Regions from separate parts of the Homo sapiens genome. Here region 1 is linked to region 2. Evidence: read pairs that join two places in POLR2A ChIA-PET (ENCODE). Cell type or tissue: Panc1. All regions are shown on one strand. Links, peaks and the distances in the headings refer to the core of each region. The heading gives the core; the rest is flanking DNA. Region 1 overlaps GGACT (gamma-glutamylamine cyclotransferase). Region 2 has its middle 7.2 kb from the start of ZIC2.

What was found. Peaks named below come from ENCODE experiments on the same cell type or tissue, not always from the same donor. Only the 100,000 strongest peaks of a DNase experiment are listed, where the experiment ranks them.
Region 1: POLR2A ChIA-PET joins it to region 2 with 8 read pairs; 2 of 35 experiments call an interaction of 5 or more read pairs at or near these places.

Annotation. Positions count from the first base shown.
Region 1 is chr13:100,549,608-100,552,510 of GRCh38, forward strand. All of the region lies in intron 2 of GGACT (gamma-glutamylamine cyclotransferase), which reads right to left. Among named protein-coding and RNA genes, the nearest start is that of GGACT, 38 kb to the right of the region's middle. In Panc1, for the core only: no CTCF peak of the experiment used is centred there; no DNase peak of the experiment used is centred there.
Region 2 is chr13:99,987,510-99,990,412 of GRCh38, forward strand. No RefSeq gene overlaps it. Among named protein-coding and RNA genes, the nearest start is that of ZIC2, 7.2 kb to the left of the region's middle. RefSeq lists an enhancer at 2,799-2,903. In Panc1, for the core only: no CTCF peak of the experiment used is centred there; no DNase peak of the experiment used is centred there; H3K4me3 peaks cover 16 bases; H3K27ac peaks cover 1,738 bases.

The sequences.
Region 1 (2,903 bases), core at 107-2,606, 560 kb after region 2:
GTGGGCTCTGTAAGGCAGGACTCGTTTTGGTAGTAATAACAGGTTTGCCTTCAGCATCACCTTTCGCTAAGAATATTATTAAAACCAGTTTAAACCCTCCAAAAAGATGCTAACTACCTGGAGATCATATAGCCAGAGGTGGCAGATAAAAGAAAGGAAAGCAACTCTAGAAAAGTCCATTGCTTACGTCAGTGCACCCAAGGAGATGAGACCTCATCCCCAACACACATGAGCACATACACACAATGCCATTTTCACACATTTGAAAAAAATAAACATTTTTAAAGATAAAAGCATAGAATTCAAAATTAAGCCTGATTAAGTTTTTTTGTATAAATTATCTTGTTCCCAAAGCATTCAAATCCTTTCAGTGCTTGTATAATTACCCCAAGTTAAATTCAATTAAAATGGCTGAGAGCGAAGTTAAGACTCAACTACAAGGAAGAAGGGAGCGGGGAAGGCAATTCGGCATGTGTCCCTGAGCGAGCTTCTACAGCCCCTGCACAGAGTGGGTCCATCTGCCACATTCCTGTGAGTCCTGAACGTGAACGCACGGCCGGCCACTGTGTGCTGGCCGGACAGCCTGAATTCTGAGGCCAAAACTTCCAGAAAAAGGCATTGAGCTGGAGGGACTGGCCCTTCTAAGGAAACTGGATGCGCTGAATGAATTAAATCCGAGCCGATTATACTCTACACACACACACACACACACACACACACACACACACACACACACACACACACACACCACTGGCCCTTCTAAGGAAACTGGATGCGCTGAATGAATTAAATCCGAGCCGATTATACTCTACACACACACACACACACACACACACACACACACACACACACCACTTTTAAAAGCACCATTATAGCCAGAAACCGCCGACAAAAGCCAGGCCAGGCTGCAGCCAAACACGCCAGTGTTTGGGTTTACAACTCCTTGGCCTCCCCAGTGTTGGGGGTGGAACCCAGGACCCTAGACATTATTTAAAAGCACATTTGGGTATATACTTGGCTTTTGAAAAAGCACTTAAAGGCCCACGCACAGGCCACTCCCGAGACAGTGGAATGCCCCGAGAGAACGTGCAAAGCCCCAGCTGTTGCTGTGTGGTTATTAGGGAGAGAGGCGGCTCCTCCCACTGAGGCGCTTTCTCCAATCCACTCGCTTCAGAAACAGCAGAACAGCCGCTTTGTTTTTCATTATGGAGTTGTTGTTTTTTCTCCCCAAATTTACAGTGTTCTTTCAGTCATGAAGTTAAAATCATGTTTACTCAGCCATTTTCTGAATTGAACAGCTCACACATGTGAGGCATTTAACTTTTTTGGGAGGAGTATATAAAAGTTTTATCATTTCTCTCATCCAAAACTACTTTCTTAATTAAAAAACAACAAGGCCGGGCGCGGTGGCTCATGCCTGTAATTCCAGCACTTTGGGAGGCCGAGGCGGGTGGATCATGAGATCAGGAGATTGAGATCATCCTGGCTAACATAGTGAAACCCCATCTCTACTAAAAGTACAAAAAATTAGCCGGGTGTGGTGGCGGGCGCCTGTGGTCCCAGCTACTCGGGAGGCTGAGGCAGGAGAATGGCATGAATCCGGGAGGTGGAGCTTGCAGTGAGCCGAGATCACGCCACTGCACTCCAGCCTGGGCGACAGAGCGAGACTCTGTCTCAAAAAAAAAACAAAAACCCATAATGTATATATACACAGACAGGATAAAACCAAGGATGTTCTCCTCTCTGCCCCTAAGCTGTCCAAGCCAAGAAAACCTTTTCCCCAGGGAGGGACCAGCGCCCGTGGCAAGGTGAGGAGGCCACTAGCCTCTTCCCACCTGCCAGAACTGGTATTAACAGACTTCCCCTCGGCTCCCAGGAACTTCCCAGAAAAGAAGGAAAAAGGGATTTCTCCTGGGGGCCATGCTTCAGTAACCACAAAATAGCTAAGGGGTAGCTAAACTCCTAGTTGAAGCACCTTAAAAGTGTTCAACCCTTTATTGGCCCTTTGAGTGGGTCCCCTAAAATCCAGGACCCCCAGGCTGTGCTGTCCAGGGGGCACCTGTGCCCAGGCAGAGAAGGGCTGAGGAACGGGGCACAGCTGCCCAAAGAAGGTGCTCCCATCCCTTCGATGTACAGGGTTTTTCTTTAAAATTCATGCAAATTTGGCGTTGTTTTAATATAACAATGATTATACTTATTTTCAGGTTAAGGAATTTCTCTCCCTTCCCTTTGCCCCCATCTAAAGGCAATTCCCTAGGGAGCAGGTCTCTGTCTCTCAGAGGGGGCAAGACCAGTACAAAGAGGTAGGCTATACCTCCTCCCCTGGCCTAGCACCCCAGAAGGAAAGGAGGTGCTGCCTGGCTGGGGTAGCTCCCTGTGGGCACACTCCCTCCAGACCATGCTGGCTCTACAGCCACCCGCACCTGAGGGGCCCTTGACCCTTCTCCCAGCCATGTGCAGGGCAAGCTTTGAGTGTGGTCCAGGCCAGATCTCTCAGGAAGGCAAAGCCTGGTGGAAACTTGCCCTGTGAATTTCTAATTTCCCCAGGAGAGAAGAAGAAAATTCAATGGATGGGGGCTGTCAGGGGCTCTCCAGGAACTGATTTTGTTCTCTCCTGGGGAAATGAGGAATTCACAAACTGGGCCTCCAACAGCCCCGTGACGAGGCAGGTGTTACTGTCCCATCCCACACATGGGAAACTGAGGCTCAGAAGAGTTATTTAACTGACACAGCAAAGCTGTTATGGGCTGGATTTAAGCCAGGGATTGATCCAAAATCTACACGCCACCCCCCAACATACTCTGTGGTCAACTAGGAGAAACAGACGGGGAAGTTCTCTGTTGAAGAAGAGACTGAAGCTCTAGCTGGTTCTCCCAGCAAACACAACCATTCTGAGATGTCAA
Region 2 (2,903 bases), core at 286-2,785:
GAGCCCCAGCCACCAGCTTTTCTCCCACGTTTACAGCCTTCCTACCTTCCCCGCAGGAGCTGATCGGAGTTTTCAAACAAGATACTCTAAGGAAGAAGGCAAAAATAATTGTAATAACGAAAGGGTAGGGATGGGGAAGATTATTTTTAAATTTCTGAGCCATCAAAATATCTCCCTCTCCCAGTAGCTCCAAGAGGCCTTGGGCAGTGCTGGACCTCCCCCCTCCAGCTCTCCCAGCTGGAAAAAGACTTGGGTGGTGGCAGCGACACCTCCAGAGGATCGCGCAGCACCGCCGTGGAGACGCAGAGCGCGGGTGGCGCGATGGCTGCGGCTTCCCTGCTCTCCTTTCCCTCCAGCCCTGGAATGAGCCTCTGGACCAGGCTGGCCAGGCCTGAGGGGTGCTTGGGGAGAGAGGGGCAGCCCTGACCTCCCGGAGGTCACAATACCTGTTCAGTGGGGAGGAAAGGCGTCCAGCCTTGGGTGGGGGAGTGACCAGAGGGTGACAGAGGCCAGGCTCGCCTTCCCCAGCGGCTCTGCGAACTGCCCAAGCGCCAACTCCTGAAGCAATCAGAGCCCCATTAAAATCAAATTTATAACCCCTAATAATATTAGGCGAAATTATTAAAATAATTGGCATATGTTACTGATCCTTGGGAGAGTTCATTGAACACATTATAAGCTGTGAGGAAAATCGTTTAGAGTTTTCCAAAGCACCCCCACCCCCATGGGGGGACGAAGGAGTCAAATGAAATATTTGTCATAACTTGTGCAAGAACAAAAAGGCCTATTGGAAATGTTTCAACTTTTTTAAAAATTTATTTATTTTTTATTTTTTGGTGGAAATTGGTTTTGAGAGAAGCCCCAAATCTAAGGAGAAGGACAAGATGGGGGTGGGGAAGGCAATTTTACCATGGGGTTTGGGGCTTTTCTTCCCATCTGGGGAAGAACAAAAAGGGCCAGAAGAGGTGGCCGATCTCACAGCCTTGAGTTGGTTCGATTGCTTTCCCCATCTGAAAGTCAGAGAGCCACCCGAGGCCCCTTCAGGTGCGGGGGCGCTGATCCTAGTTTTCAGCAGGAGAATAAAATATGAACGAGGAAGATCACAGCCTGGGAGTGGTCTCCGAGTCCACCCTAGGATGTGTGGAGCGGGCGGGAGCCGCTTTTCCTCGAAAGGGCTCCCAGTCCCTGGTCCCTCGCTTCCCAAGGCTTTGTCCAAACAAGTCACGGACCCGACAAGGTGGTCCATTCTCTCTCTTTGGCCTTTCTTTTCTGCCCTTCGAATCCGAAGGACTGGATGGAGGGGAGGGGATATGGCAATAGTGTAGAAGTGTCAAGATGTGAAAATTGCTCAACTGAGAACGCACGCGGGGGCTCGCGGCCCAACAGCCTGCACCACACTCAGGAGCCTGGGCCTGGGCCTGGGGGTGGGGTGGGGGGGACAGGCGTCCCCCCCACCCCAACCCCACCCCTATCCCTGCCCGGCTGTCTAAACGGACCTAAATGCTAACCTGCTGTTGCCTTGACTCCAGAGACACGAAACTGAAGCTAGCCCTCGCCCCTCTCTGGGATCCCGCGCTGCGCTGCGGGTAGCTGCCCGCAGGGAGGCCCAACCTGCCGCGGCTGGAGCACGGTTTCTGCTAGCCGCCGCCGTCAACTTGAACTTCAGTGAGCCTAGGCCGGCTTCCTTCGCGCTCACCTCCATCCACCACCTAAGAAGTCCCCTCAGCGCGAGCGTCGCTTTATCCGGAGGCAGCTGGAGCCCCCTCGGGAGGCCCGTCATTATTATTATTAATTATCGTGATCCTTACTGCATTATTAATGCCCAGGATGATAACCGGCATCGGTATCAGCTTTCCCTGGTTCAGTGATATCCCACGAAGTTCGGGGCGGGGAGGAAGTCACTCCAGGATCAGAGGCCGCGTCGGTTCTGCTTGGGGCATGGGCAGAGGGAGGCTGCTGGGGCCAAGCCCCGGCTGGACGCGAGGGAAGAAACTCGTCCCAGGACCCGCACGCCCATACCTGGCTGTCCCAGAGCTCTTCCCTAGGCCGGCACCTTCGCTCTTCCTCTTCCCCACCCCCTAGCCCTTTTGTCTCTTTTTCAGACGGATGTTTTCAGTCTCAAGTGGTTTTATTTTCCGCACAAAACCCTGAGATCAAGGGCAGATCACAGACTGTACCGGAGGCTCGGGTTTCCCTGGACTCTGTGCTGTTCTGCGTCCCAGGGTTGGCTAGGAAGGAAGGCCTGGGCCGGCGAGGTGACGGGTCTCCCGCCCAGGTCGGCAGGACGGGGGGAGGTGTGTCCCGGTAGGTCCCTGGTGAGCTCACCCGTGGCATCGGGGACCCGCGGGAACCCACCGGGCGCCCACTAGAGACTCGGGTCCTACCCTCCCCCACACTACTCCACCGAAATGATCGGAAGGGCGCGCTAGGCCTGCTTCCAAGGGCTCAGTGATAAAGGCCTCAAAATCACACTCCATCAAGACTTGGTTGAAGCTTTGGGTAGGTTTGTTGTTGTTGTTGTTGTTGTTTGTTTGTTTGTTTTAGCAGACACGTCCTGGAAAGAGGTCCTCAGAACCCAAAGGTTCAATAATGATTTGTGGATGGATTGATTATAGTCTGATATCGCTCTGGTTCCACAGAAACCCGGAGCTCCTTGGCCCACTGTTACCCCAGCAGACCTAAATGGACGGTTTCTGTTTTTCACTGGCAGCTCAGAACTGGACCGGAAGAAGTTCCCCTCCACTTCCCCCCTCCCGACACCAGATCATTGCTGGGTTTTTATTTTCGGGGGAAAAACAACAACAACAACAACAAAAAAAACACTAGGTCCTTCCAGACTGGATCAGGTGATCGGGCAAAAACCCTCAGGCTAGTCCGGCTGGGTGCCCGAGCATGAAAAGGCC